2 separate regions of the Homo sapiens genome follow, and region 2 is linked to region 1. A link is a loop called in an ENCODE intact Hi-C map of the cell type or tissue named here. Cell type or tissue: psoas muscle. All regions are shown on one strand. Each heading gives the region's core, and the rest is flanking DNA. Links, peaks and the distances in the headings are about the cores only. Region 1 overlaps ICA1L (islet cell autoantigen 1 like). Region 2 overlaps CARF (calcium responsive transcription factor).

The links. Peaks named below come from ENCODE experiments on the same cell type or tissue, not always from the same donor. Only the 100,000 strongest peaks of a DNase experiment are listed, where the experiment ranks them.
Region 2: it touches region 1 in a loop (2.1-fold over the local background); 1 of 110 quality-filtered maps calls a loop at or near these places.

The regions. Positions count from the first base shown.
Region 1 is chr2:202,840,324-202,855,930 of GRCh38, forward strand. All of the region lies in intron 1 of ICA1L (islet cell autoantigen 1 like), which reads right to left. It also overlaps the pseudogene KRT8P15. Among named protein-coding and RNA genes, the nearest start is that of ICA1L, 24 kb to the right of the region's middle. In psoas muscle, for the core only: no CTCF peak of the experiment used is centred there; a DNase peak (open chromatin) is centred at 8,715.
Region 2 is chr2:202,987,127-203,002,733 of GRCh38, forward strand. It overlaps CARF (calcium responsive transcription factor), which reads left to right. Exons shown (of 17, transcript NM_024744.17): 17 at 1-1,137. It also overlaps the pseudogene C18orf32P4. Among named protein-coding and RNA genes, the nearest start is that of NBEAL1, 20 kb to the right of the region's middle. RefSeq lists a silencer at 1,509-1,734. In psoas muscle, for the core only: no CTCF peak of the experiment used is centred there; no DNase peak of the experiment used is centred there.

The DNA.
Region 1 (15,607 bases), core at 6,324-11,323:
CAGCTGTTCACTTGGGCAGGACATCAGAGGACTCGGACACCAGCTTCCCATCGTGGATCTCAATCTTCTTCACAACTATGGCCCTGGTGAAGCTGGTGTGGCTGAAGGAGATGGAGCCCATGCCAGAGCCAAAGCTGGAGCCGAGGCCATAGCTGAGGCTGGGGCTTGTGAGACCCTCATAGGCCGAGCTCAGACCACCTGCATAGCCACTGGTGGTCTTCATATGGATATTCATGTTCTGCATCCCAGACTCCAACTGGCTCTCCTCGCCCTCCAGCAGCTTCCTGTAGATGGTGATCTTGATGTCCAGGGCCAGCCTGATGTTCGTCAGTTCCTGGTACTCATGCAGCTGCTACGCCATGTCCTGCTTGGCCCGCTGCAGGGCAGCCTCCAGCTCGGAGAGCTTGGCATTGGCATCCTTAACAGCCAACTCCCCACACTGCTAGGCATCTGCGATGGCAGCCTCCAGGGAAACTCTCTGGCCTTTGAGGCCCTCAATCTCAGCCTGGAGCTGGCTGACGTTCTGGTTCATCCCAGATCTCAGTCTTTGCATGCCGCAGGTCATCCCCGTGCTTCCCAGCCAGCGTCTGCAGTTCCTCATACTTGATCTGGTACATGCTCTCAGCCTCAGCCTGGCTGTGGTTGGCCATCTCCTCATACTGCGCCTTGACCTCAGCGATGATGCTGTCCATGTCCAGGGAGTGGCTGTTGTTCATGCACAGCACCACAGATGTGTCCAAGATCTGGGACTGCAGCTTCTGGATCTCCTCTTCATACAGCTGCCCGAGGAGGTTGATCTCTTCAGTCAGCCCTTCCAGGCAAGACTCTAGCTCTACCTTGTTCATATAAGCTTCATCCACATACTGCCTGATGAGGACAAATTCATTCTCCATCTCTGTACGTTTGTTGATCTCATCCTCATATTTGTTCTTGAAGTCTTCCACCAGCCCTGGCATGTTGCCAAGCTCTGCCTCCAGCTTCAGCCTTTCCAAGCCCAGAGTCTCCAGCTGCTGCTTAAGGCTGTTGATGTAGCTCTCGAACATGTTGTCCGTGTTGCTCTAAGCCATCTTCTGCTGCTGCAGGAGGGCTCCACTTGGTCTCCAGCATCTTGTTCTGCTGCTCCAGGAATTGTACCTTGTCTATGGAGGAGGCAAATTTGTTGTTGAGGGTCCTTCTCCTGGGTGCACACGGCCTGGATGTTGGGTTCCACCTCCAGGTTAAGGGGGCTCAGCAGGCTCTGGTTGACTGTGACAGCAGTGATGCTTCCCATGCCACTGGCCCCACCATAACTTCCACCCAGGACACCCCGAAAGATGCTGCTGCCCACTCGGGAGAAGCTCAAGGAGCTGATGCAGGCACCGGGCCCACGCGCATAGGAGCAGTTGCCGAAGGCCTGGGGGCCAGAGGACCACCTCTGGTGGACACCTTGTAGGACTTCTGGGTCACCATGATGGACATGGTTGATGCAGGAGTGGAGGCAGGTGGGCTGAACCAGATGGAGATCCCAGAAGGAGCAGGGAAGCTGCTTCTTGGTCTATTTTTTTTTTTTTTTTAGATAGAGTTTTGTTCTTGTTGCCCAGACTGGAGTGCAGTGGCATGATCTTGGCTCCTTAACCTCCCAGGTTCAAGTGATTCTCCTGCCTTAGTCTCCCGAGTAGCTGGGATTACAGGCACCTACCACCAGGCCCAGCTAATTTTGGTATTTTTTTTTAGTGAAGACGAGGTTTCACCATGTTGGCCAGGCTGGTCTCGAACTCCTGACCTCAGGTGATCTGCCTGCCTCAGCCTCCCAAAGTGCTGGGATTACAGGCATGGGCCACCGCACCAGGCCTATTGCAGCCATTATTTTTAATAGTTTTGTTTTTTAACATTCATATTAAAGACCCACCATTATACTATTATTCTAAATTTGTGTAATTGTACCAATGAGTTTTATACTTTTAGATGTTTTTGTGTTACTCATTAGCATCCTTTCCTCTCAGCTTGAAGAACTCCCTTTATCATTTCTTGTAAGACACATCTGGTGGTGATGAACTACCTCAGTTTTTGTTTGAGAAAGCTTTTATCTCCATCATTTCTGGAGGTCTACTTTGTCAAGTAAAGTATTGTTGTTTGACAGTTTTATTTTTTCCTTCAGCACATGGAATTTATCATCCCACTCTCTACTGGCCTGTAGGTTTCTCCTGAGAATCCACTTCTAGCCTTATTGGAACTCCTTTGTATGTGATTTGCTTTTCTCTTGCTACTTTCAGGATGCTCTCTTCATCTTTGATTTTTGACAGTTTGATTATATCTTAGTGTAATCTTGTTCAGGTTGAATCTGATTGGAGACCTTTGACCTTCTCATACCTGGATATTTATACCTTTCCTCAGATTTGGAAATTTTTCTGCTATTATTTATTTAAGTAAACTTTCTGGTCCTTTGTCCCTCTCTTCTTCTGCTTAAACTCCTATAACTAGGATATTTGCTCTTTTGAGAAAATCTTATAAGCTTTAAATCTTCTAAGCTTCATTTTTTCTTCTCTGACTGTATGTTTTGAAATAATCTGTCTTTGAGTTCACATATTAATTCTTCTGCTTCATCAAGTCTGCTGTTAATGCTCTCTACTGCATTTTTTAGTTCATTAATTGTATTTTTCAGCTCCAGAATTTGATTTTTTTAAAAAAATAATTTTAATCTGTTACATTTCTTATTTTGGTCATCTATTGTTTTGCTGATTTCAGTGAAATGTTTCTCTGTATTTTTCTTTAAATTCACTAAACTTAAAGCAATTATTTTATATTATTTGAGAGGCAGTTTATATATGTCCATTTCTTTGGGGTCAGCTACTGGGAGGTTATGTTTTTTAGGTGGTATTATGTCTCCCATTTTTCTTGTTGCCTTACATTAATGTCTGTGCTCTTAGTGGAACAGTTACCTTTTGTAGACTTTATGGGCTAGTTTCATTGTGGACTGACTTTCCTCCATGGGGTGGGGTGCAGTGGTTCTGGCACTAGTCAGGGTGCCAGCTGTGTGGTCTCTGTGCAGCTCTGTCTGCTGAGATTGGTATGGATAAAAATCACAGGGATCCATAGCAACCAACGTTCTGAGTTTCTGCAGTGGCGCAAGAGTTGTTGGGGTCTTTGGTGGCAATGACTGCTAAGATCACCCCAATCTATTTTTTTTCCCATCAGAGAAGCTATGGCTGAAGGGATCCCTCTTGGCACTGGTGCCTGATGAGTAGCACCCATGGAATAATCACAGAACTCAGGCCTGATGCACAAATGTGTGGAGGTACTGCAGTTCTGAGTTCCCAGGTAGTAATGGCATTGGTGTCTGGGATGCAGGGATCCTTGCTGCTGTGTAACAGAATGCGAGATGCAGATGCTTGTTAAACAGCTAAGAGAACTGAGAATAAGAGCACTAGTGAGTGCAGCATTAGAGTAGCTCTAGGATTGGGGTAAAGCCAAGATCTCTGTGGCAGCAGAGCTGGTACCCAGCGTTCAGCCACACACAGCAAGAGCTTGGCTCTAGGGCCCAGGGTGCAAACTCTTTAGCTGTATACTTTTGACAAATGGATATCTTATATAGAACATTTCCAACTTCCCAGAAAGTTTCCTTGTATCACTTTCTTGCCAATCCCTACCTTATCAGAAGCAATGAATGTGTTTTTTTTCCTTAGCTTTTCCCAGTTTATTCTTTTTGATTGTTGAATAGAATTCCATTGTATCAATATACCAGTGTTTCCAGTTTGGGACTATTGTAAATAAGGCTGTTATGAACATACCTATACAAGTATTTTTGCAGAAAAATGTTTTCATTTCTCTTGGATAAAAATCCAGAATTGGATTTGCTGTGTCAAAGGATTGGTGTACCAGCCTCAGCAACAAAGTGAGACCCCATCTCTACCAAAAATAAAAAAATTAGCCATACATTGTGGCATATGCCTGTAGTCCCAGCTACCTGGGATGCTGAAGTGGGAGGATCACTTGAGCCCAGGAGTTTGAGGCTGTAGTGAGCTATGAATGTGCCACTGCACTACAGCCAGAGGGACACAGTGAGACCCCATCTCAAAAAATCTATAAAAAAAGAAAATTAAAATTAAAAAAATAAAAAATAAACAAATAAGGAGTAGCAGCTGGAGGCCAACATATAATTTTTGCTACTGACAATGGTCAAGTTTCTGGATATAGCTTACTGTGAGAGCCAAATAATCTTCATAACCGAGCACTAAAATTAAATTCAACAAGCCAGTCAGAGGTAACTGAATCACCAGAGGCTTCCCTGTATGAGAGAAGAAAGAAGGAATTGAGATAAACTTGCCCAATTTTTGCTTCCCAAATTTACCAGACAAGCCACTCCTCCTCTAGAAAGAAATGAGAGGGTAGAGAGAGACTAGGAGTTAAACTAATTGAGCTCCTTTAACATAGGAGGAAACGTCAAGAATGAGAAAGATATATTCCCTGTGTATTAATTTCCTACTGCTGCTATAAAAAATGATCACAAACTTAGTAACTTACAACAAAATTAATTTACTGTCTTCCCATTCTGGAGGTCAGAGTCCTAAAATAAAGTTGTCAGACGGCTGCATTTCTTCTGGAGGCTACAAAGGAGAATCCATTTCATTGTCTTTTATAGCTTTTAGAAGCCACTTACATTTCCTGGCATGTGGTCCCCCTTCCTCCATCTTTAAGGCCAGCAGCATAGCATCTTCTAATCTTTCTCTAATTCTATATGTCATCACATTGTCTTATCTTCTTCTGACCTTTCTGCCTTCCCCTTAAGAAGACCTATGTGATTATATTGGACACACCTAAATAATCCAGGATAATATCCCCATCTCAATATCCTTAACTTAATTACATCTTCAAAGTCTCTTTGAACACAGTCTCTTGCAACAGAAAGTAACATATTCATAGGTTTCAGGAATTAGGACATGGACATCTTTGGAAGGCCATTATTCTACTACAGCCTCTATCAGTTTTCACTCTTATTTAGCAAAAGGATAGGCTCAAGTAATTTCTTCATAAAAGATACTTGAGGCCCGGCATGGTGGCTCATACCTGTAATCCCAGCATTTTGGGAGGCCAAGGCGGGTGAATTACTTGAGGCCAGGAGTTCAAGACCAGCCTGGCAAACATGGTGAAACCCTGTTTCTACTAAAAATATACAAATAAGCTGGGCGTGGTGGCAGGCACCTGTAATCCCAGCTACTTGGGAGGCTGAGGCAGAAGAATCACTTGAACCCGGGAAGCGGAGGCTGAAGTAAGCCAAGATCACGCCATTGCACTCAAGCCTGGGCAACAGAGCAAGAATCTGTCTTAAAAAAAAAAAAAAGGAATACTTTATTCCTTTTTACACTATACAGTATTTAAATTTTCAGCTGTGTCCTGGATTTGGAATTCAAATCTTAAGTAAAATAAAACAAATCAATAATCTCTTTAGAGGTAGATTTGTATTCACTTATAACGTCTCATTACTATGACATCACTGAAAAGCAAGTGGAACTGATATTAATGTGCACACTGAAGCACTGAAATCCTCTTGAGAAAAATAATCTGTGAAGACTTTTGACTTAATATAACACTAGTGTTTGATGCAATTAAGAAAATATATTAGTCAAACCTGCTGTTTAACATAGTAGTCCTGCTTACTCTGGCTCCTAAGCCATGAGTTTTCTTACGAACACAATCAACATTCCTCAGAGTGACGGTTTATAAATAATTCAACTTTGGAAGGGGGGAACTGGTAGGAAATGCTCAAAAATGTCGGCAATGGTTTTCTCTGCAGTGGGATCATGGATGACAGTTTACTGTAGTTTCTGATAGTTTTCTGCAGCAAATTTGCTACAATTAACATGTATAACTATTATTTGAATAACTATTATTATTATAAAAATGTTTTCTTATCAAGACCAGTTATACTTTTACCCTTTTTGGTTTTTCTTTCTTTCTTTTTTTTTTAGACAAGATCTTGCTCTGTTGCCTAGGCTGGAGTGCAGCAGTGCCATTATGCTCTGACCTCCCAAGCTCAAGTGATCCACACGTGCATGCCATCACACTTGGCTAATTTTTTTTTCTTTTTTTTGTAGAGATCCTAAGACTGTGCCCTCACCCCCACTAGACCAGAGACTGGTTGCAAGTCAGGGTCTCCAGAACTTCTGACCCACCAGCTTCAAGTGGGGGGTTCCCAAGACTCCTTTTTGGGCTCGATTAATTTGCCAGAGTGGTTCACAGAACTCAGGGAAACACTCAGAGTCTCAAGGCAGGTCAAAGGAGGGCAGAAGGTCAGAGGCCTGTCCCTGAAGCCTAACACACCCAACACTGTAACAAGACTGTAATGAGAGCTACGGAAGTTAGGAACCAGCAAATGTTGATAAAAAATAACACCACACTATCCAACACTTGCAAGCCCTTATCCAAAAGTGAGTCATTCATTCATTCATTCATTCATTGTTAAATATATATTAAGTGCTTATAGTTTTATGTAGCAATCTTACCTGAAATGTGACTAATAATCAGTAAGTGCATATAAAAATATCTGAGAAGTTAAAATAGTTATTACAAGACTATATATTAAATCACATGAACTTTATTTGTAAGGGAGCTGGTCTCCCCCTCTCCTGCTAACAATCGAACACCTAATTAATAACAGAAATAGGATTGAAATTCTGATGTGCTGGGTACCATGAGTGAAATTTCCTTTGAACTGTATGTTGAAGAAAAACAGATTTTAACAGCAGGAGGCAAGGAAATACTATTCCAAATACAGGCTGAAGAAGAGAAAGGCAGATTGATGGTACAGATTGTAGAGACCTGTTTAGCAGAGAGACTAAACACAGAGAGTTCAGAACAATCTCTCCATATTCCAGACATAATCTAATAAAAGCCTGGACCAAGCCATTAGTGTAAGAATGGCTATAAAGGCAGATATCTACAGAACTTGGTAAATAATGATTAAGCAGTTTTGCCCCAGAAAAATAAGGGCAATTAGAAGAAGCAGTTCTCTAAGTGGGAAGGTTACACATTTCATCTGTGACATCTTGAATCTGAAATGATCAAGAACATCAGAGTTTTCCAAAATTTCCAACAGGTAATTAAAACTGTAGTAATAAAAAATTGTTTCAAGCTTGGGTCTCTAGTCAGACTGTCTAGGTTTGAACCTAAGAACTTTTTTTTATTAGCTGTGGGACCTCGTGCAAGTTACATTAATCTCTCTTTTAGTTTCCTCATCAGTAAAATACGAATAATGAAGTAAATGGATTGTTATAAGAATTAAATGAGAAATATATGTAAAGTGCTTGGAATAGAAATTGCTGGCACTTAAGAATTCATGTTATATTTTTTCATTTTACTTTTTATCAGAGCTTAGAATGAAATATTATATGGGAATTATATATATATATAGTTAAGCAGTGAGAACAAATGAGACCTTCAATAAAATAGAAAGGGTGGTAAACAAAAAGATACAGGCACTTGTATGTTCACTGCAGCATTAGTCTCAATAGCAAAAACATGGAATCAACCTAGATACACATCAACAGTGGGCTGGATAAAGAAAATGTGATACATATACACCATGGAATACTATGCAGCCATAAAAAAGAACAAAATCATGTCCTTTGCAGCAATACGGATGCAGCTGGAGGCCATTTTCCTAAGCAAATTAATGCAGGAACAGAAAATCAAATGCCACATGTTTTCATTTTTAAGTGGGAACTAAACATTGAGTACACATGGACATAAAGATGGGAATAGTAGACACTGGGGACTACTGGAGTGGGGAGAAGGGAGGAGGTGTTGAGATTAGCCACCATGCCCGGCTAATTTTTGTATTTTTAACAGAGATGGGGTTTCGCCATGTTGGGCAGGCTGGTCTCGAACTCCTGACCTCAGGTGATCCACCTGCCTCGGTCTGCCAAAGTGCTAGGATTACAGGCGTGAGCCACCGCGCCCAGCCAAACAGCATATTTTTAAACTTTTGGTTGACTATGTGAAAGTGCCAACATTAGGCCATTTTTTACCTATAAAAACAGCAATTGCATGGGACTCAATCTAATAAAAGGAACCGAAACAAGTTTACTGAAGTGATCTAACTCATTTCAGAAGAAAGTCATCTGTGGGCAAATGATCTCCCTAACCAAGAACATGTCCCAGCTCAATTCAGAGATCTGAGCTGACTGGCAAACTATGGCCTGCTGGCAAATTAGTCTTTAGCTGCTTTCTTGCTACAAAGGCAGTTAGGTACATCCAGCAAATTGCACAGCCCACAAAGCAAAAAATTATTTACTATTTGGCCATTTACAGAAAAAGTCTGCAGACCCCTGATCTCAGCCATGGTTCTAAAATATAGTCTGAAAAGTCATAAATCTCTTTAAGTTGTATTATTGTAATAAGACAATGTCTAGTCTTTGTATACATACATATATATTTTGTGTGTGTACAGATATATATAGTCATGCACCGCATAATGACATTTTAGCCAGTGATGGACCATATATACAACAGTGGTCCCATAAAATTATAACGGAGCAGAGATCTGGCAAAATGGCCGAATAGGAACAGCTCTGGTCTGCAGCTCCCAGGGAGACAAACGCAGAAGGCAGGTGATTTCTGCATTGCCAACTGAGGTACCCAGTTCATCTCACTGGGACTGGTTAGGCAGTGGGTACAGCCCACGGAGGGCAAGCAGAAGCAGGGTGGGGCGTTGCCTCATCCAGGAAGTGCAAGGAGCTGGGGCCCTCCCTCCCCCAGCCAAGGGAAGCCACGAGGGACTGTGCTGTCTGGCCCAGATACTATGCTTTTCTCACAGTTTTTGCAATCCGCAGACCAGAAGATTCCCACATGTGCCTATACCACCAGGGCCCTGGGTTTCAAGCACAAAACCGGGTGGCTGTTTGGGCAGACACCGAGCTAGCTGCAGGAGGTTTTTGTTTTTGTTTTTGTACCCCAGTGGTGCCTGGAACCCCAGCGAGACAAAACCGTTCACTCCCCTGGAAAGGGGGCTGAGGCCAGGGAGCCAAGTGGTCTCGCTCAGTGGGTCCCACTCCCACAGAGCCCAGCAAGCTAAGAACCACTGGGTTGAAATTCTCACTGCCAGCACAGCAGTCTGAAGTTGATCTGGGACGATCAAGCTTGGTGGGGGCAGGGGCATCTGCCATTACTGAGGCTTGAGTAGGCAGTTTTCCCCTGACAGTGCTAAGGAGGCCAGGCAGTTTAGACTGGGCAGAACTCACCACAGTGCGGGAAAGTGGCTATGGCCAGACTGCCTCTCTAGACTCCTCCTCACTGGGCAGGGCATCTCTGAAAGAAAGGCAGCAGCCCCAGCCAGGGGTTTTTAGATAAAACTCCCATCTCCCTAGGACAGAGCACCTGGGGGAAGGGGCAACTGTGGGCACAGCTTCAGCGGACTTAACATGTTCCTGCCTGCTGGCTCTGAAGAGAGCATCTGATCCTGACAAGGAGGATTCTCCCAGCACAGCAATTGAGCTCTGCTAGGGGACAGACAGCCTCCTCAAGTGGGTCCCAGACCCCCATGCCTCCTGACTGGAAGACACCTCCCAGCAGGGGTCAACAGACACCTCATACAGGAGAGTTCCAGCTGGCATCAGGCTGGTGCCCCTCTGGAACAAAGCTTTCAGAGGAAGGAACAGGCAGCAATCGTTGCTGTTCTGTAGCCTCTGCTGGTGATACCCAGGCAAACAGGTTATAGAGTAGACCTCCAGCAAACTGTAGCAGACCTGCAGAAGAGGGGCCTGTTAGAAGAAAACCTAACAAACAGAAAGCAATAACATCAACATCAAAAAAGGACCCCCATACAAAAACCCCATCCAAAGGTCATCAAGCCTCAAAGATCAAAGGTAGATAAATCCACCAAGATGAGGAAAAAACAGCACAAAAATGCTGAAAATTCCAAAAAACAGAATGCCTCTTCTCCTCCAAATGATGAAACTCCTCTGGGCACAAAACTGGACGGAGAATGAGTTTGATGAATTGACAGAAGTAGGCTTCAGAAGGTGGATAGTAACAAACTCCTCTAAGCTAAAGGAGCATGTTCTAACCCAATGCAAGGAAGCTAAGAACCTTGATAAAAGGTTACAGGAACTGCTAACTAGAATAACCAGTTTAGAGAAGAACATAAATGACCTGATGGAGCTGAAAAACACAGCAAGAGAACTTCGTGAAGCATTCACAAGTATCAATAGCTGAATCAATCAAGCGGAAGAAAGGATATCAGAAACTGAAGATCAACTTACTGAAATAAGGCATGAAGACAAAATTAGAGAAAAAAGAATGAAAAGGAATGAACAAAGCCCTCAAGAAATATGGGACTATGTGAAAAGACCAAACCTATGATTGACTGGTTTACCTGAAAGTGACAGGGAGAATGGAACCAAGTTGGAAAACACAGTTCAGGATATTATCGAGGAGAACTTCCCCAACCTAGCAAGAAAGGTTGACATTCAAATTCAGGAAATACAGAGAACACCACTTAAGATACTCCTCAAGAAGAGCAACCCCAAGACATATAATTGTCAGATTCTCCAAGGTGAAACGAAGGAAAAAATGTTAAGGGGAGCAAGAGAGAAAGGTCAGGTTACCGACAAAGGGAAGTCCATCACACTAACAGTGGATCTCTCTACAGAACCCCTACAAGCCAGAAGAGAGTGGGGGCCAATATTCAACATTCTTAAAGAAAATAATTTTCTTTTTTTTTTTTAATTATACTTTAAGTTCTAGGGTACATGTGCACAACGTGCAGGTTTGTTACATATGTATACATGTGCCATGTTGGTGTGCTGCACCCATTAACTCATCATTTAGCATTAGGTATATCTCCTAATGCTATCCCTCCCCACTCCCCCCACCCCACAACAGGCCCCAGTGTGTAATGTTCCCCTTCCTGTGACCAAGTGTTCTCATTGTTCAATTCCCACCTATGAGTGAGAACATGCAGTGTTTGTTTTTTTGTCCTTGCGATAGTTTGCTGAGAATGATGGTTTCCAGCTTCATCCATGTCCCTATAAAGGACATGAACTCATCATTTTTTATGGCTGCATAGTATTCCATGGTGTATATGTGCCACATTTTCTTAATCCAGTCTATCATTGATGGACATTTGGGTTGGTTCTAAGTCTTTGCTACTGTGAATAGTGCCACAATAAACATACGTGTGCATGTGTCTTTATAGCAGCATGATTTATAATCCTTTGGGTATATACCCAGTAATGGGATGGCTGGGTCAAATGCTATTTCTAGTTCTAGATCCTTGAAGAATCACCACACTGTCTTCCAAAATGGTTGAACTAGTTTACCTCCCACCAACAGTGTAAAAGTGTTCCCATTTCTCTGCATCCTCTCCAGCACCTGTTGTTTCCTGAGTTTTTAATGATCGCCATTCTAACTGGTGTCAGATGGTATCTCATGGTGGTTTTGATTTGCATTTCTCTGATGGCCAGTGATGACGAGCATTTTGTCATGTGTCTTTTGGCTGCATAAATGTCTTCTTTTGAGAAGTGTCTGTTCATATCCTTCTCCCACTTTGTGATGGGGTTTTTTTTCCTTGTAAATTTGTTTGAGTTCTTTGTAGATTCTGGATATTAGCCCTTTGTCAGATGAGTAGATTGGAAAAGTTTTCTCTCATTCTGTAGGTTGCCTGTTCATTCTCATGGTAGTTTCTTTTGCTGTGCAGAAGCTCTTTAGTTTAATTAGATCCCATTTGTCAATTTTGGCTTTTGTTGCCATTGCTTTTGGTGTTTTAGACATGAAGTCCTTGCCGCTGCCTATGTCCTGAATGGTATTGCCTAGGTTTTCTTCTAGGGTTTTTATGGTTTTAGGTCTAACATTTCAGTCTTTACTATTTAGGTCTTTACTATTTAGGTCTAACATTTCAGTCTTTACTATTTATGTGTGCATGTATCTTTATAGCAGCATGATTTACAATCCTTTGGGTATATACCCTGTAATGGGATGGCTGGGTCAAATGGTATTTCTAGTTCTAGATCCTTGAGGAATTGCCACACTGTCTTCCACAATGGTTGAACTAGTTTACAGTCCCACCAACAGTGTAAAAGTGCTCCCATTTCAGCCGGGTGCGGTGGCTTACACCTGTAATCCCAGCACTTTGGGAGGCTGAGGCGGGCGGATCACAAGGTCAGGAGATCGAGACCATCCTGGCTAACATGGTGAAACCCTGTCTCTACTAAAAACACAAAAAAATTACCGGGCGTGGTGGCAGGCACCTGTGGTCCCAGCTACTCGGGAGGCTGAGGCAGGAGAATGGCGTGAACCCAGGAAGCAGAGCTTGCAGTGAGCCGAGATATTGCACCACTGCACTCCAGCCTGGGTGACAGAGCGAGACTCTGTCTCAAAAAAAAAAAAAAAAAAAAAAAAAGTGTACCTATTTCTCCACATCCTCTCCAGCACCTATTGTTTTCTGACTTTTTAATGATCACCATTCTAACTGGTGTGAGATGGTATCTCATTGTGGTTTTCATTTGCATTTCTCTGATGGCCAGTGATGAAAATGCTCATCATCACTGGCCATCAGAGAAATGCATATGACCAATGGAACAGAACAGAGCCCTCAGAAATAATACCACACATCTACAACCATCTGATCGTTGACAAACCTGACAAGAAATGGGGAAAGGAGTCCCTATTTAATAAATGGTGCTGGTAAAACTGGCTAGCCATATATAGAAAGCTGAAACCAGAACCCTTCCTTACACCTTATACAAAAATTAATTCAAGATTGATCAAAGACTTAAATGTGGCTGGGCGCGGTGGCTCACGCCTGTAATCCCAGCACTTTGGGAGGCCGAGGCAGGTGGATCACAAGGTCAGGAGATCGAGACCATCCTGGCTAACATGATGAAACCCCGTCTCTACTAAAAATACAAAAATTAGCTGGGCGTAGTGGCGGGCACCTGTAGTCCCAGCTACTCGGGAGGCTGAGGCAGGAGAACGGCGTGAACCCAGGAGGCGGAGCTTGCAGTGAGCCGGGACTGTGCCACTGCACTCCAGCCTGGGCGACAGAGCGAGACTCCGTCAAAAAAAAAAAAAAAAAGACTTAAATGTTAGACCTAAAACCATAAAAACCCTAGAAGAAAACCTAGGCCATACCATTCAGGACATAGGCATGGGCAAGGACTTCATGTCTAAAACAGCAAAAGCAATGGCAACAAAAGCCAAAATTGACAAATGGGATCTAATTAAACTAAAGGGCTTCTGCACAGCAAAAGAAACTACCATCAGAGTGAACAGGCAACCTACAGAATGGGAGAAAATTTTTGCAATCTACTCATCTGACAAAGGGCTAATATCCAGAATCTGCAAAGAACTCAAACAAATTTACAAGAAAAAAAAACCCCATCAAAAAGTGGGCAAAGAATATGAACACACACTGCTCAAAAGAAGACATTTATGCAGCCAACAGACACGTGAAAGAAAAGAATTTTCAACCCAGAATTTCATATCCAGCCAAACTAAGCTTCATAAGCAAAGGAGAAATAAAATCCTTTACAGACAAGTAAACGCTGAGGGATTTTGTCACCACCAGGCCTGCCTTACGAGAGCTCCTGAAGGAAGCACTAACTATGGAAAGGAAAAACCAGTACCAGCCACTGCAGAAACACATCAAAATATAAAGACCAATGATACTACGAAGAAACTGCATCAACTAATGTGCAAAATACCCAGCTAGCATCATGATGACAGGATCAAATTTACACTTAACAATATTAACCTTAAATGTAAAGAGGTTCAATGCCCCGATTAAAAGACACAGACTGGCAAATTGGATAGAGTCAAGACCCATCAGTGTGCTGTATTCAGGAGACCTATCTCATGTGCAGACACACATAGGCTCAAAATACAAGGATGAAGGAATATTTACCAAGCAAATGGAAAGAAAAAAAAAAAAGCAGGGGTTTCAATCCTACTCTCTGATAAAACAGACTTTAAACCAACAAAGATCAAAAAAGACAAAGAAGGGCATTACGTAATGGTAAAGGGATCAATGCAACAAGAAGAGCTAACTATCCTAAATATATATGCACCCAATACAGGAGCACCCAGATTCATAAAACAAGTTCTTAGAGACCTACAAAAAGACTTAGACTCGCACACAATAATAGGGGGAGACTTTAACACCCCACCGTCAATATGAGACAGATCAATGAGACAGAAAATTAACAAGGATATTCAGGACTTGAACTCAGCTCTGGACCAAGCGGACCTAATAGACATCTACAGAACTCTCCACCCCAAATCAACAGAATATACATTCTTCTCAGTGCCACATAGCACATATTCTAAAATCAACCACATAATTGGAAGTAAAACACTCCTCAGCAAATGCAAAAGAACAGAAATCATAAAAAACAGTCTCTCAGACCATAGTGCAATGAAATTAGAACTCAGGATTAAGAAACTCACCTGAGGCCGGGTGCAGTGGCTCAGGCCTGTAATCCCAGCACTTTGGGAGGCCATGGCGGGCAGATCACAAGGTCAGGAGTTTGAGACCAGCCTGGCCAATATGGTGAAACCCCGTCTCTACTAAAAATAAAAAAATTAGCTGGGCGTGGTGGTGGGCGCCTGTAGTCCCAGCTACCTGGGAGGCTGCGGCAGGAGAATTCCCTGAACCCAGGAGGCAGAGGTCTCAAAAAACAAACAAACAAAAAAAGAAACTCACTCAAAACCGTACAGCTACATGGAAACTAAACAATCTGCTCCTGAACGACTACTGGGCAAATAATGAAATTAGAGCAGAAATAAAGAAGTTCTTTGAAACCAATGAGAACAAAGACACAACGTACCAGAATCTCTGGGACACAGCTAAAGCAGTGTTAAGAAGGAAATTTATAGCACTAAATGCCCACATCAGAAAGTGGGAAAGATCTAAAATCGACACCCTAACATCACAATTAAAAGAACTAGAGAAGCAAGAGCAAAGAAATTCAAAAACTAGCAGAAGACAAGAAATAATTAAGATCAGAGCAGAACTGAAGGAGAGAGAGACATGAAAAACCCTCCAAAAAAATCAACGAATCCAGGAGCTGGTTTTTTAAAAAGATTAACAAAATAGACTGCTAGCCAGACTAATGAAAAAAGAAACAAATAGACACAATAAAAAAATAATAAAGGGATATCACCACTGATCCTACAGAAATACAAACTACCATCAGAGAATACTATAAACACCTCTATGGAAATAAACTAGAAAATCTAGAGGAAATGGGTAAATTCCTGGACACATACACCCTCCCAAGGCTAAACCAGTAAGAAGTCAAATCCCTGAATAGACCAATAACTGTGAGCCACTGTGCCTGGCCTCCAATAACAAGTTCTGAAATTGAGGCAGTAATTAATAGCCTACCAACCAAAAAAAGCCTAGGACCAGATGGATTCAGAGCCTGAACCAGAGGTACAAAGAGGAGCTGGTACCATTCCTTCTGAAACTACTCCAAACAATAAAAAAAGAGGGACTCGGCTGGGCGCGGTGGCTCACCCCTGTAATCCCAGCACTCTGGGAGGCCAAGGCGGGCAGATCACAAGGTCAGGAGTTCAAGACCAGCCTGGCCAACATCGTGAAACCCCGTCTCTACTAAAAATACAAAAATTAGCT
Region 2 (15,607 bases), core at 5,713-10,712, 150 kb after region 1:
ACTCCTGTTAGCATTACATTTTGGGGAGACATATATGCATTTAATACCCTGCAACTCAGCCAAGCATCAACATTTTAAAACAATGTGTGTAATAAGTAATTCTCCACGCCCACCCACCCCCAGCCCCCCGATGTTTTGGCACCATGACATTTTCAAGTATAGCTTTATATTTTAGGAGTAATGACAAAGTATGTGATCAAAAGAGAAGGGATTATTAATTTTTTCCCTCTTTGCTTTTTTTTAAACTTTATTCCACTCTGTACCTATTTTTGAGGACCTTGAAAATCTTAATCTCTCCAGAAGGGATACTGCATTGGTTCTTCTCCATCAGCTGGCTTAGACATCAAACATCTTAAATGATACACTGTTTTAATATCTAAAAATCTGTCATTCTACTTAATTAACTTAGTCATAAGGACAAAGCCTTAGTATATTTTTGCCACATACATGTTATGTATAAATTTTACTGTTGAATAATACAAGTATTCATTGCTGACTGAATTCTTAAAACTTTGGGAATAGAAAAAACACATTTATTAATGGATGCTAAAGTGATTCCTGAGAAAAATAATGTGTATGGTTAATATGGAAAACCTTTGGTAATGTGATTTGGGTATAAGAATACTAAAACCAGAGTACAGGGTGTGAATCATGTACCAGGAGGGATTTTATTTTTAAATATCTTTATTGAGGTATAATTGAAATACAATAAACTGTACATATTTAAAGTACCCAATATGATAAGTTTTGTCATATGCATACAGCCATGAAATCATCAGCATAAGCAAGGTAATGAACATATTCATCACTCTCAAAGTTTCATAGTACCTCTTTGTGATCCCTTCTTACTTAATCCTCCTTGCCACCCCACCATCACCAGACCACTGATCTGCTTTCTTTATGATCAGTTTGCTACAAATGAAATCACATAATATGAACCTTTTTTGGTCTAGCTTTTGTCACTTAGCATAGTAATTTTGTGATTTGTCTATATTGTTGCATTTATGAATAAATCATTTATCTGCTGCTGAGTAGAACTGCATTTTATGAATATATCAATTTGTTTATTCTTTTGATGATGGACATTAATAGTTCTAGGCTATTATGAATAAAGTTTCCATGAACATCTATGTACAAGTCTTTGTACAGACTTATGCTTTCATTTCTCTTGGGTAAACATCTAGGAGTAGAATGCCTGGGTCATATGTTAGGTATATATTTAACTTTTTAACCAACTGCCAAAAGATTTTCCAAAGTAGTTGTAACAATTTATATTCCCACCAACAGTGTATGAAAGTTCCAGCTTCTCTATATCCTAGCCAACACTTGTTATGAACAGTTTTTAGGTTTTAGAGATTTTAATAGGTGGGTAGTAGTATCTTACTGTGGTTTTAATTTCCATTTCTCTAATAACCACTATTGAGCATCTTTTCATGTTGTATTTGCCATCTTTATCTCTATATCTTCTTTATTGATGTGTCTGAATCTTTTGCCCACTTTTTTTTTTTTTTTTTAAGACCAGGTCTTGCTCTGTCACCCAGGCTGGAGTGTAGTGGTGTGATCTCAGGTCACTGCAACCTCCACCTCCCAGGCTCAAGCAACTCTCCTGCCTCAGCCTCCCTAGTAGATAGGATTACAGTCATGCGCACCATGCCTGGCTAATTTTTTGTAGAGACGGGGTTTCACCATGTTACCCAGGCTAGTCTCAAACTCCTGGGCTCAAGCAATCCACCCACCTTGGCCTCCCACAGTGCTGGGATTACAGGCATGAGCCATCGTGCCCAGCCTTGCCCACTTTTATTTTTGTTTTCTTATTTGTTTTTTATTCTTTTTTTTTAACCACAGCCAGCATCATAGCTCACCCACTTTTAAATTGTTTTCTTTTTTTTTTTTTTTTTTTTTTTTTTGAGATGCAGTTTCACTCTTGTCGCCCAGGCTAGTGTGCAATGGCATGATCTTGGCTCACTGCAGCCTCCAACTCCCAGGTTCATACAATTCTCCTGCCTCAGCCTCCCGAGTAGCTGGGATTACAGGTGCCCACCACCACACCTGGCTAATTTTTGTATTATTAGTAGAGACGAGGTTTCACCATGTTGGCCAGGCTGCTCTCGAACTCCTGATCTCAGGTGATCCACTCACCTTGGCCCCCCAAAGTGCTGGGATTACAGGCATGTGCCACCACACCCAGCTAATTTTTGTATTTTTTAGTAGAGATGGGGTTTCACCATGTTGGCCAGGCTGGTCTCCGAACTCCTGATCTCAGGTAATCTGCCCGCCTCCCTAAGTGCTGGTGCTGGGATTACAGGCGTGAGCCACCACTCCCAGCTCCACCTGCACTTTCAACTGACTACAAATCTGAGAGGTTCTCACATCCCCTTTTAGGTTTGATAATTTGCTAGAACAACTCACAGAACTCAGGAAAGTACTATACTTACAACCACAGTTTTATTAGAAAGGATACAAACCAGAAATGACCAAATGAACAGATACGTAAGATGAGGTCTGTGAGGGTCCTGAATGCAGAACCTCTGTGCCCTCTCGTAGAATCAGGACATGTTATTCACTTTTCATATCAATGTATTCACCAACCAGGAAGATCTACTGAGTTTCATGTCCAGAGTTTTCAGGGGGTTTTATTACATAGGCATGATTGGTTCAATCATTGGCCCATGATTGGACTAATTCTTCAGTCCTCCTGTCTTTCCTGGAGGACAGAAGGCTGAGTTGATATCATTGGCTCAAAGCCCCAACCCAACCCTCTAATTAGATGTTTGGTCTTTATAGCATGACTAGCTCCCATCCTGAAGCTATCTAGGGACCCACTATGTGTCATCTCATTGCATATACTCAGGTGTGATTCAAGGCGCTCATGAATAACAAATACACTCCTAGTACTTGGGAAATTCCAAGATTCACTATCAGGAACCACAGATAAAGGAAAGTCAAATTATTTATTATATAGCAGTGTAATGCATAGTTTTGTTGTTTTAATTGTGGACACCTACTTTAGTCTGAGATTTGTTACCATGTCACACTATACTAGGTTCATCTCATTTTTCTTCAAGGCTATTGTGTGAAGTGCAACATGTTTTATATATTAAGTGTATCAACTCTCTGTTACTTTTCCTGGTTTGTAGTTTGCCTTTTAATTTTGATGACTTCTGTGCTTAAACAATTCTCCTCCAACTAGATAGAAGATAAACATTTATCTAAAATTTCCTATAGCTTTCTTATGTGTTGTTTTTAGTATAGTGAAATTATTTTGTTGCAGAGGATAAGTTTAAGTAGATATTTTTTCAATTAACCAACTCTCCCAATATGATGGGTTTTTTCCCCCTCTCTTCCAATAGAAACCTAACTCCCAACACAATGGAATGAATTTTTCACTTTTTTAATTCACCTTTGAAAGGAGTAGGCAGGTTGTAAGGAATTGGAGATTTTGTGTCCCATTTTTTTTAGATGAAGAGGTCCAAAGTGGTAAATAATTTTCCCCAGGTCATCTGGAAAGGGCAGAATTGTCTGACTCCAAAGTCTTAAAAAGACGTTTACTTAGTGTCACTATTGCGTCACATGTAATTACCCAATGACTTCAAATGTACCTGACATTATCAAATAATTTGTTCTGATATGAAAATTGAAAATTAAATGGAACACAGAAGAAAATATAGTTATGACATTAGACAAGACAATGACATTAAGTTTAAATCTGGATCGCCAAACACAAGGTAAGTTTCCCTTGAGTTGATCAATTTAAGTTAAATCAAGTCTCTATTACTGAATCATACAAAAATGACCAAAAATGTTCACCAAACTTAGGGGCATATGTTTATGATGATCCAACTTGTAGATTTTGTGGTTCACATGAAAATCCACTTTAGGAAGTTCAAAGAGCCACATCAAAAAGATAGCCATCTTCCAGAGCAGCTAAAATTCAGATACCCCTGTATAATAAAGAACTATTCAGAGACACATATCATGCATTAAGATAAAGAACTGGCCGGGCGCGGTGGCTCATGCCTGTAATCCCAACACTTTGGGAGGCCGAGGCGGGTGGATCACCTGAGATGAGGAGTTCAAGACCAGCCTGACCAATATGGTGAAATCCTGTCTCTACTAAAAATACAAAAACTGGCCGGGCGTCATGGCATGCGCCTGTAATCCCAGCTACTCAGGAGGCTGAGACAGGAGAATTGCTTGAACCCAGGAGGCGGAGGTTGCAGTGAGCCAAGATCACACCACTGCACTCCAGCCTGGGCGACAGAGCGAGACTCCGTCTTTAAAAAAAAAAAAAAAAAAGGACTGAAATAAGTGGGTTCACATAGGAACACCAAATTGAAGGTCACAGGGAAGATGCTGATTTGTGATCATGTGGCTTCACACAGGCAAATCCATGCATTGTGCTTTAGGGTGAGCAGCATGGATTCATTTGTTTGAATGATGTCGATGGTTAATGAATTTTAGGAGGAACTCTGAGGAAGCCAGCTAGTTGCTAATACAAATTTCAGTGGAATAATATCTTTTCCCTTTTTTCTCCTCTTAACTCTCAGTGCCAGGGCACTTTGGGAAACATTTAGACTTAAAACATTAGAATATTAAACTGAAAAGACAGAGCAAAATAATTCAAATTACAGCAGTTGAATCGAGTAGTTAAAATTCAGAGATATCAAGCCAATGAATAAGACAGCATTTGTGAAGTACTACGTTAGCAATATTGGGATGAGTTGAAGAACTTCTAAAAAGGTGAACTAAGGACGTAAGATTTTTGAGAAGTTGAATCAAATCCAGAGTGGCATGCAAGGAAAACCTTGTGTGTTTTTACTGCTGTACTAATAGTTAAAACTAGCTATTGTATTCTCCAGGGCAGATATGAAATGGCCTTCAGTCCTAGAAAACTAGCAGAGCAGTTTATCAGCTGGTATGCCATGACAGCATTGAAGCGTGGTTTGTAGAAAAACCTGTTATATATACTATACATCATTTGAGTTTTGTATTTTTCTCATAAGATAGGATTTGTTACTTTATTTCAAAGTGTATTCACATGTTGCTCAATTTTTCTTCACAAAATTTCTGTGGATAGAGCCAAGTGTAAATATTATTTTCTTATTTAATAGCTGAAGACACTTAATTGTAGGGAATAAGTGACATGTTTATTAGTATTACATGTATAAATAATTAGGAGTTGAAGTTATATAGACATAAGAACTTGCAGATAGTATCAGACAGCTACTACTAATACTTAGGTGAGTAATTTTTATATTTGAGATTAAGCCACAACCATTATATCTTAGATTCTTAAATTACTTGGCCTAGATTTGAAATAATTCTGCTCATAATAAAGGATTGAAGACATTTATTTTAAGAGAAAATGAGCAGAAATGCACAGAATGACTTGTTATAAAAAGGGAATTATTTTAACTTCTGAAATATTGCATGGACTTTGTACATAGACATGAAATTACACAGCAAATGACAATATATTTAATGATTTATTTTTTCAGTAACATGTAAAACCTACAATACAGCCAGGGGCGGTGGCTCACGCCTGTAATTCCAGCACTTTGGGAGGCCAAGGCGGGCGGATCACGAGGTTAGGAGATGGAGACCATCCTGGCTAACACGGTGAAACCCCGTCTCTAGTAAAAAAAAAAAAAAAAAAAATACAAAAAAATTATCCGGGCATGGTGGCGGGCACCTGTAGTCGCAGCTACTTGGGAGGCTGAGGCAGGAGAATGGCATGAATCCGGGAGGCGGAGCTTGCAGTGAGTCGAGATTGCGCCACTGCACTCCAGCCTGGGCGACAGAGTGAGACTCCGTCTCAAAAAAAAAAAAAAAAAAAAACCTACAATACAAACCTCAGTGTTTCAAAAAGTTGTTTAAAAAGAATTACCTAGCCAGGCATGGTGGCGGGCGCCTGTAATCCCAGCTACTGAGGAGGCTGAGGCAGAGAATTGCTTGAACCCGGGAGGCGGAGGTTGCAGTGAGCCGAGATCGCACCACTGCACTCCAGCCTGGGCAACAGAGCGAGACTGCATCTCAACAACAACAAAAAGAATTACCTAATGACTTGCTACCCAGCAACATGCACTTTCCTTTTAACTTGCCTACCCTTCCCTAAGCTTAGCAGCATTTGGACTGTCAACAATGCTGTAAAGTAAAGATGTTCTTCATTTAACATATATAACTTACATAGTTCCATAAAATAATAGATAACTTCTCCGTTTTTTAGAAAAAAATTCAGAGTCTCACTCTGTCTCCCAGTCTGGAGTGCAGTGGGGCGATCATGGCTCGCTGCAGCCTCAAATTCCTAAAGTCAAGCTATCCTCTCACCTTAACCTGCTTTTTATTTATTTTATTTTTTACGTATATTTTCTGAGATGGAGTCTCGCTCTGTTGCCCAGCCTGGAGTGCAGTGGTGCGGTCATGGCTCACTGCAACCTCCGCCTCCTGGGTTCAAGTGATTCTCCTGCCTCAGCCTCCCGAGTAGCTGGGATTACAGGCATGTGCCACCGCACCCGACTAATTTTGTATTTTTATTAGAGTCGGAATTTCACCATATTGGCCAGGCTGGTCTCGAACTCCTGACCTCAGGTGATCTGCCCACTTCGGTCTCCCGAAGTGCTGAGATTACAGGCAGGAGCCACTGCGCCCGGCCCTTAACCTGCTTTTTAAAATTTTGTGTAGAGACAGGTCTCTCACTGTGTTGCCCAGGCTGGCATCCAACTCCTGGCCTCAGGTGATCCTCCCACCTTGACCTCCCAAAGTGCAGGGATTACAGGTGTCAGCCACCATGCCCAGCTAGATAACATTTTTTGAGTGCCAGATGCTTTATAACTTAATCCTCACATCTGGCCTGAATATTATTACCCCAATTTTATATAAAAGCAAATAAATTCAAAAAGATTAAATACCTTGCCCAAGATCATATATCTAGAAAGCCAGGAACCTAGGATCTGAACCCGAGACTTTTTATTCCATAGACCATGTTATAACCAGATTTAACTCTAACAATTCATGAACTATTAAAATGCATCATAAGGAAGAATACATTATGTATTTATTTATAGACTGAATCTTGCTCTGTCACCTAGGCTGGAGTGCAGTGGCGTGATCTTGGCTCACTGCAACCTCCATCTCCTATGTTCAAGCGACTCTCGTGCCTCAGCCTCCCAAGTAGCTGGAATTACAGGCGCCTGCCCCTGCGCCTGGCTAATTTTTGTATTTTTAGTAGAGACAGGGTTTCACCATGTTGGCCAGGCTGGCTTGAACTCCTGACCTCAAGTGATCTGCCTGCCTCAGCCTCCCAAAGTGTTGGGATTACAGGTGTGAGCCACTGCGCCTGGCCAATAATTTTTTTTTTAATGTTTGTAGAGACATGGGTCTCCCTATGTTGCCCAGGCTGTCCTTGAGCTACCGGCCTGAAGGGATCCTCCCACCTCAGCCTCCCACAGTGTTGGAATTATAAGCTACCGCATGGGCTGCAAATTTTATGTTATGTATTTTACAATTAAAAAAAAATTTCCTACCCAGAGATCATGCAGATATGATCTGCTAAATCTTTACGGTTTTGCCTTTCTTATTAACGGTCTACTGTCTACTTGGAGTGGTTTCCTGCATATGGTTTTGCATGGCAGGTGGGCCCCAAAATCGGGGCTCTGCCTGGGGAGGTTCTTGGCTTTGCCTAGGAAGGAATTCAAGGGCCACCCTATAGGCATTGTGTGAAAAGTAGCAGCTCAGGGGCAGTTCTGAAGTCACATTTATACTCACTTTTAATTACATGCAAATTAAGGGGCAGGTTAGTCAGAAATTTCTAGAAAAAGGGTGGTAAATTCCAGGTCATTGCCATGGAATGAGTAACTGTCATGGCACTGTTGGCTGTGTTTTATGGAGAAGTGTTTTCGCCTCTTCCCTGTGTCAGCCAGTCTTCAATCTGGTCCAGAGTTGAGTCCCGCCTTCTACTTTAGTGTCAGAGGGGGTCAAATTTCTTTCTCTATTTTTTTCCCACATGGAGAGTAGTTTTATCACATGGAGAGCTTGGGCTCTCATGTCTAGGAGCTCAAGCCTGGGACAGTGGTGTGCATCCTTTGAATCATCATTCTAGCCCTGCTCTGGATCTACAAAAAATTCCTGGAGCCATCCACATACTCTCTGATTTCTCCTTTTGTTCATCATTTATGGCCTAGAAAAGCTATGCAGGAATCCAATGGCAAAGTAGACTATAAGGATGCAGACATAAATGGATTACCAACAAAAGGGCCAACAGACATCTCTGATAAAAAGACTAAAGTGATTTTCCTAGAGGATTTCATCATTTTAAAAATGGACCTGATTGCCGGCATGGTGGCTCACACCTGTAATCCCAGCACTTCAGAAGTGTATTAGTTCGTTTTCATGCTGCTGATAAAGACATACCTGAAACTAGGCAATATATAAGAAAAAGAGGTTTAATGGACTTACCCTGGGGAGGCCTCACAATTATGGCAGAAGGCAAGGAGGAGCAAGTCACATCTTATTTGGATGGTGGCAGGCAAAAAGAGAGAGCTTGTGCAAGGAAATTCCCGTTTTTTTAAACCATCAGATCTGGTGAGACTTATTTACTATCACGAGAATAGCTCAGGAAAGACCCACCCCCATGATTCAATTACCTCCCACTGGATTCCCCCCACAACATGTGGGAATTGTGGGAGTTACCATTCAAGATGAGATTTGGGTGGGGACACAGCCAAACCATATCAAGGGAAGCCAAGGCAGGTGATCACTTGAGGCCAGAAGTTCGAGACCAACCTGGCCAGCATGATGAGACCCCATCTCTACAAAAAATACAAAAATTAATGGATGTAGTGCGGCACACCTGTGGTCCCAGTAACTCGGGAGGCTGAGGTGGGAGGATTGCTTGAGCCCAGGAGGCCAAGGTTGCAGTGAGCAGAGATCACACCACTGCACTTCCGTCTGGGCAACAGAGCAAGACCCTGTTTCAAAAAAAAAAAAAAAAAAAGGACTTGATAATATGAAGCACCTTGTTTGTAATCCTCTCTGACCTTTTTCTCTGAGACCAGAATTCAGGATTGATGGATTAGATATTTACCTGATACTAATCATGAAATTGATGGAATCCATATTTAAAGTGTTGTTAGTTATATTTAATGACTTCACTCCTGAATTCCCTTTTCATTAAGGTAGCTTTCATTTCTATTATTGCTGTTTTAGTAATATTATTAAATAGAAGGTTTGTGCCAGTAGATGCTCTTGTTACTAAATCAGTACTTTAAAATCTTTGGTCCTCTGTCATTTGTGCCTATGAATTTGACTACTGTTTGCTCTAATTTATTTGGGCTCTTCTAATTGGAGTGGAGCAGAGTTTTACTGTGAAACAGTGCAGTGAGTCTGTGCAGTGAAATGAAGGGTGGAGTTTTGGGGGGTGGTAATGATGTGAAACATAAAGATATAATTACCATCTAACACAATGAAGCCACTTGTCCATAAGAGTAGTAATTATTAAACTTTTACTATTTTTATTTTATTTTTTTTTTAATTTTTGAGACAGTGTCTTGCTTTGCCACCCAGGCTATAGTGGAACAAACACAGCTCGCTACAGCCTTTACCTCCTCAACTCAAGTGATCCTCCTGCCTCAGCCTCTTGAGTAGCTGGATATGCCACTGCACCTGGCTACTTTTTATATTTTTTGTAGAGGCAGGGTTTCAACATGTTGCCCAGGCTGGTTTGGAACTCCTGGACTTAAGTGATCCTCCTGCCTTGACCTCCTAAAGTGCTGGGATTACGCAGGTGAGCCACCAAGCCCTGTTGAAACATCTTCTATATAAATGTCTAATGTAATTACAAAATTCTAATTCTTGTTGCATTCTTTTTATCCCTACAAATGTATTAAACATTCGGTTTTAAAAAGTTTTAAGGCCAGGTGCAGTGGTTCACACCTGTAATCCTAGTACTTTGGGAGGCTGAGGTGGGTGGATCACTTGAGGTCAGGAGTTTGAGACCAGGCTGGCCAATATGGTGAAACCCCATCTCTACTAAAAAATACAAAAATTAGTCAGGCATGGTGGTGCGTGCCTATAGTCCCAGCTACTCAGGAGGCTGAGGCAGAAGAATTGCTTGAACCTGGGAGGCAGAGGTTGCAGTGAGCTGAGATTGCACCACTGTACTCCAGCCTGGGTGACAGAGCAAGACGCCGTCTAAAAAAAAAAAAAAAGTTTTAAGTATACAGTTCATTGATATTCAGTACATTCACACTGTTGTGCAACCATCACCACTATCCACTTCCTGAATTTTTTCATCCTAAACTGAAACTCTTTATGCATTAAACAATAACTCCCCATTCTACCTCCACCCCAGTGGTTCTCTTTTTCTAAATAAAGTGATCTTTCAATATCCACTATAACATCAGAAATCTTTTAATAGGATAAGAGTGGATAACTGCAAACACAAAAAGATATAATTGGGAAACTAGGCTTTTGTGATGTTATTTTTATTTCTAAAAAATATTCAAATAAGGACATGTCCTTTACAGAGGCTGTTTGATTTCTCATTGGGAAACTTAAAAAACAAGTTTAAAAAAAACAATTTTTTTCTTAAATGTTCTATCCTTTTCCTTCTAAATGTACACTGAAACAAGCTTTTGGTTCATTCATATTTATTTTTCTTACAATTTCAACTTTTCTTTTCTTTTTACAACACAGGCTCTCACTCTGTTGCCCAGACTGGAGTCCAGTGGCGTGATCATCGCTCACCGCAGCCTCTACCTCCTGGACTCAAGGGATCTTCCACCTCATCTTCCTGAGTAGCTGAGACTACAGATGTGTACCACCATACCCAGCTAAATTTCTTATTTTTTATTTTTTGTAGAGACAGAGTCTCACTATGTTGCCCAGGCTGGTTTCAAACTCCTGAACTCAAGCTGTCTTCCCAAAGTGCTGGGATGACAGGCTTGAGCCACCAAGGCCTGCCCTCAACTTTTATTTCAGATTCAGGTGGTACAAGTGCAGTTTGTTACGTAGGTATATCGAGTGATACTGAGGTTTGGGATACGAATGATCTGGTCCCACAGGAAGTGAGCATAGTTCCCAATAGTTTTTCAGCATTTTCCCCTATCCCACCCTCCCCACTCTAGTAGACTCCAGTGTCTATTGTTGCCATCTTTATGTCAACGAGTACCCAATGTTTAGCTCCCACTTATAAATGACAACATGCATTATTTGGTGTTCTATGTTAATTCACTTAGGATAATGGTGTCCAGCTGCATCCATGTTGCTACAAAGGACATGATTTCCTTCTTTTTTATGGCTATGTAGTATTCCATTGTATATATGTACCACATTTTCTTTATCCAGTCCACCGTGATGGGCATGTCTTTGCTATTGTAAGTAGTGCTGCGGTGAACATAATGGGTGCATGTGTCTTTTTGGTAGAACGATTTATTTTCTTTTGAATAGATGCCCAGTAATGGAATTGCTGGGTTGAATGTTAGTTCTGTTTTAAGTTCTTTGAGAAATCTCCAAACAGTTCTCCACAGTGGCTGAACTAGTTTACATTCCTACCAACAGTGTATAAGCATTCTCTTTTCTCCACAGCCTCATTTGTTATTTCTTTCTTTTTTTTTTTTTTTTGAGACAGAGTCTCGTTCTGTCACCCAGGCTGGAGGGCAGTGGCGCGATCTCAGCTCACTGCAGCCTCTGCCTCCCGGGTTCAAACGATTCTCCTGCCTCAGCCTCCTGAGTAGCTGGGACTACAGGAGCGCGCCACCACACCTGGCTAATTTTTTGTATTTTTTTTTAGTAGAGACGGGGTTTCACCATGTTGGCCAGGATTGTCTCGATCTGACCTCGTGATCTGCCCGCCTTGGCCTCCCAAAGTGCTGGGATTATAGGTGTGAGCCACTGCACCTGGCCCCATTTGTTATTTCTTTAGGGCACCATTTTTCATCTGATTATTCACAGCTGAAAAACCATAATCTTCTTGACCTACTAATCTAGTTTATGGTGATGAATCATATGATAAACAAAATCTAATGGTCCTTTTGGCAGAAAATAAATATGGGAATGTAATAATAAACAAAGATCTTTTCCCCTACGTTAAATCCATTATAATAAAATAGGAGGCCAGGTGTGGTGGCTAATGCCTGTAATCCCAGCATTTTGGGAGGCTGAGGCAGGAGGATTGCTTGAGGCCAGGAGTTTGAGACCAGCCTAGGCAACCATAGCAAGACCCCATCTCTAGAAAAAAATTAAAAATCAGCTGGGTGTGATGGCAGTGAGGTGTGATCCTGTCACTGCACTTCAGCCTGAGCAACAGAGCAAGATCCTGGCTCTAAAATACAAGAAATAAAATATGTAACTTTGTTCAGAGATGTCTTTTAAAAATTGTGGCACATTTACTATTTTAATCACTGTTGACCGCCTTAATATGTGTCAAACTGTCAATTTAAGTAGGAACTACTAGATCTCAGATCTATTCTTTTTAAAAAAGTGTTACCTATTTTATTACTGTTAAAATTTTGATGTAGTATGAAAAAGCCCTGAGTCATAGTTACAGCCATTTGCCACAGAAATTCTAAATCTCGTAATTTTAATTCCAAATAAATTGATAATTGTTAATTGCTTTATTACTCAAACAGAAAAACTAAAAGGAGATATTTACCTGATACTATCTTACCTGATAAATCAAATGAATATACAAGTCAAAACAAGTATCTAAAAAACTAGGGGCTGGGCTCGGTGGCTCACACCTGTAATCCCAGCACTTTGGGAGGCTGAGGCGGGTGGATCACCTGAGGTCAGGAGTTTGAGACTAGGCTGGCCAATATGGTGAAACTCCATCTCTACTAAAAAATACAAAAAAATTAGCTGGGCATGGTGGTGCGCGCGCCTGTAGTCCCAGCTACTTGGGAGGCTGAGGCAGAGAATCGCTTGAACCCGGGAGGTGGAGGTTGCAGTGAGCTGAGATCGCACCACTGACTCCAGCCTGGGCAACAGAGCAAAACTCTGTCTCAAAAAAAAAAAAAGAAAGAAAGAAAACACAGTGCCAGATGTAATTCCTAGGAATGCTGATAGATTAATGTCAAGAAATAATGTGCATTATTTGCTCTTACTATGGAAAGCAAAGGGAAAAACTAATTGAGATGAGCAGGTACGGTGGTAGAAATTACACGAAGGTTTTTTTGTGTTTTTTTTTTAAACAGGGTTTTTTTTTCTTTTTAATTATCTTAGTATTATAATACTGAAAGGAAAAAAATGTTCCTTGATGCATAACAAGAGATCTCAGATATCAATTAACTTAAATTTGAACTAGAATGGTTGAACTTCAAGAAAGCTGCTTTTTTTTTAAATTCATTTTAATTTTATTTATTTATTTATTTATTTTTTTGAGACAGAGTCTTGCTCTGATGCCAGGCTAGAGTGCAGTGGTGCGATCTTGGCTCACTGCAACCTCCACCTCCTGGGTTCAAGCTATTCTCCTGCCTCAGTCTCCTGAGCAGCTGGGACTACAGGTGTGCGCTACCACGCCCAGCTATTTTTTTTTTTTTTTTTTTTTTTTTTTAGTAGAGATGAGGTTTCACCATGTTGGCCAGGATGGTCTCCATCTCTTGACCTCGTGATCTGCCTACCTTGGCCTCCCAAAGTGCTGGGATTACAGGCGTGAGCATCGCGCCCAGCTGAAAGCTGCTTTCTTAAGAGAACAAATGTCCCTAGTCTCAAATTTTTCTTTTCTTCACATTTGGAAAGAAGAATTTAAAATGAGAAAATGCTAATTTTTAAACAAGAATTTCCAGTAATTCATTTTTTTCTCTTGATTAAAGAATTTTTCCTACTGTAGAATGTGGAAGTCCTAACTTTCAATTAACTTCCCAGCCAGCATGGGAAGTTTATTACAAATGAAAGTGAAGTGGTTTTCTTTCATGTTTCAACTTAATTTTAATTACTGTATTCTATGTGTGTGCGTGTGTGTGTGTGTGTGTGTGTGTGCGTGCGTGCATGCGCACACACGCATGGTTACATGTTGCCCTGGGGAAGATATCAGAAGGTCTAGTACAGTAAATATATTCTTAATCTTATTACATCCCTGCCTAAAAACTTTAATTTTACACAAAGTGAAATGTAAATTACTGAGCTGTATTCAGGGACCCATGCTGAGTTGGTTGCAACCAAGCTGATTGCCTTGCTACTTCTACCCCAGATAGACTCATCAAGTAAATTATGGTTTTCTCAAAACACAGAAGAGAATTTTCTCAGGAGTCAAGCTTTTACCCAAGGCATTCTCTTTTCAGAATTATTATTTCTTTCTGGACACTGGAATTCTAACATTCCTTCAAGACCTAGCTCAGATACACTCTCCACTGGAAAGCTTTCCTAAGCATATGAATTACTTGGTGGTATCTCTCAACTCTCCCCATCCTCTATCCCCTGTGTTTTCTACAATGCAAATTAGCTCTGGAGTTTCACTGTCCAATACAGTAACCATTAACCTCATGTGGCTATGTACATTAAAATTAAATAAAACAAAAAATTTATTTCTTGGTTGCAAAAGCCACATTTCGATTGTTTAATAGCTATATATGGCTAGTGCCTACTGTACTGAACAGCACAGATGTGGAACATTTCCTTCACTGCAGAAAGTTCTATCAGACAGCACTGGTCTAGAGACTTGGTTAGATTCAGATTCAGGCCTTGATTTTTTAATATTTAAAATTGGGCCACTAAATTACATGATCTCTACAGTAACTTTCAGTTGTTTAGCTCTGTGATTCTACAGAAGAATACATAATCTATTTTAGTTTTAGTTTTTTTGAGACAGAGTCTCACTATGTTGCCCAGGATAGAGTACAGTGGCATGATCAGGGATTACTGCAGCCTCAAATACCTGGGTTCAAACAATCCTCCTGCTTCAGCCTCCCAAGTAGCTGGGACTACAGGAATAAGCCACCATGCCTGGCTAATTTTTTTATTATTTCGTAGGGGCAGAGTCTTGCTATGTTGGCCAGGCTGGTCTCAAACTCCCAGCCTCAAGTGAGACTCCCACCTCCGCTTCCCAAAGTATTGAGATGACAGGCATGAGCCACCACACCTGGCTTCACAATCTACTTTAATAAAAGAGTCTGTAAATGGGTAACTGAGGAGTTCTGATAACACCCACATTCCAGTCAATGTAATCATAATCACAGTGTTTTCATGAGCATGTCTGACATTGTAGCTTAGACAACTGTGTGGTATCATATGGACAGCAATTCTGGTGTCCAGGAGCTTGGAAGACTCTATCCCAATAAATAAAAAGCTGAACAAATGGAGAAATCAACAATTCTTCCTAGATCCACCAGAGAAATGAAGTCACAGGGTAAACCCTTGCCACCAAAATTGGAGAGAGAGAGAGAGAGAGAGTAAAAATACAGAGAGCATAAAAAAATAGAGAGAGAGCATAAATCTCCACAGGAACTGGAATGAGGGCAGGCAAACCTGAACTGCAACTGACAAATTATTGGAGGCTCAGAGTGGACATGCCTGAGAGTAAAAAGCTCTTGGGGGAGGGAGGGCTAGTTATGGAGCAAGCCACAACACTCCTGTGAGTTTTACCTGTAGGAACTTGACCAGGTTCTTATGGTAA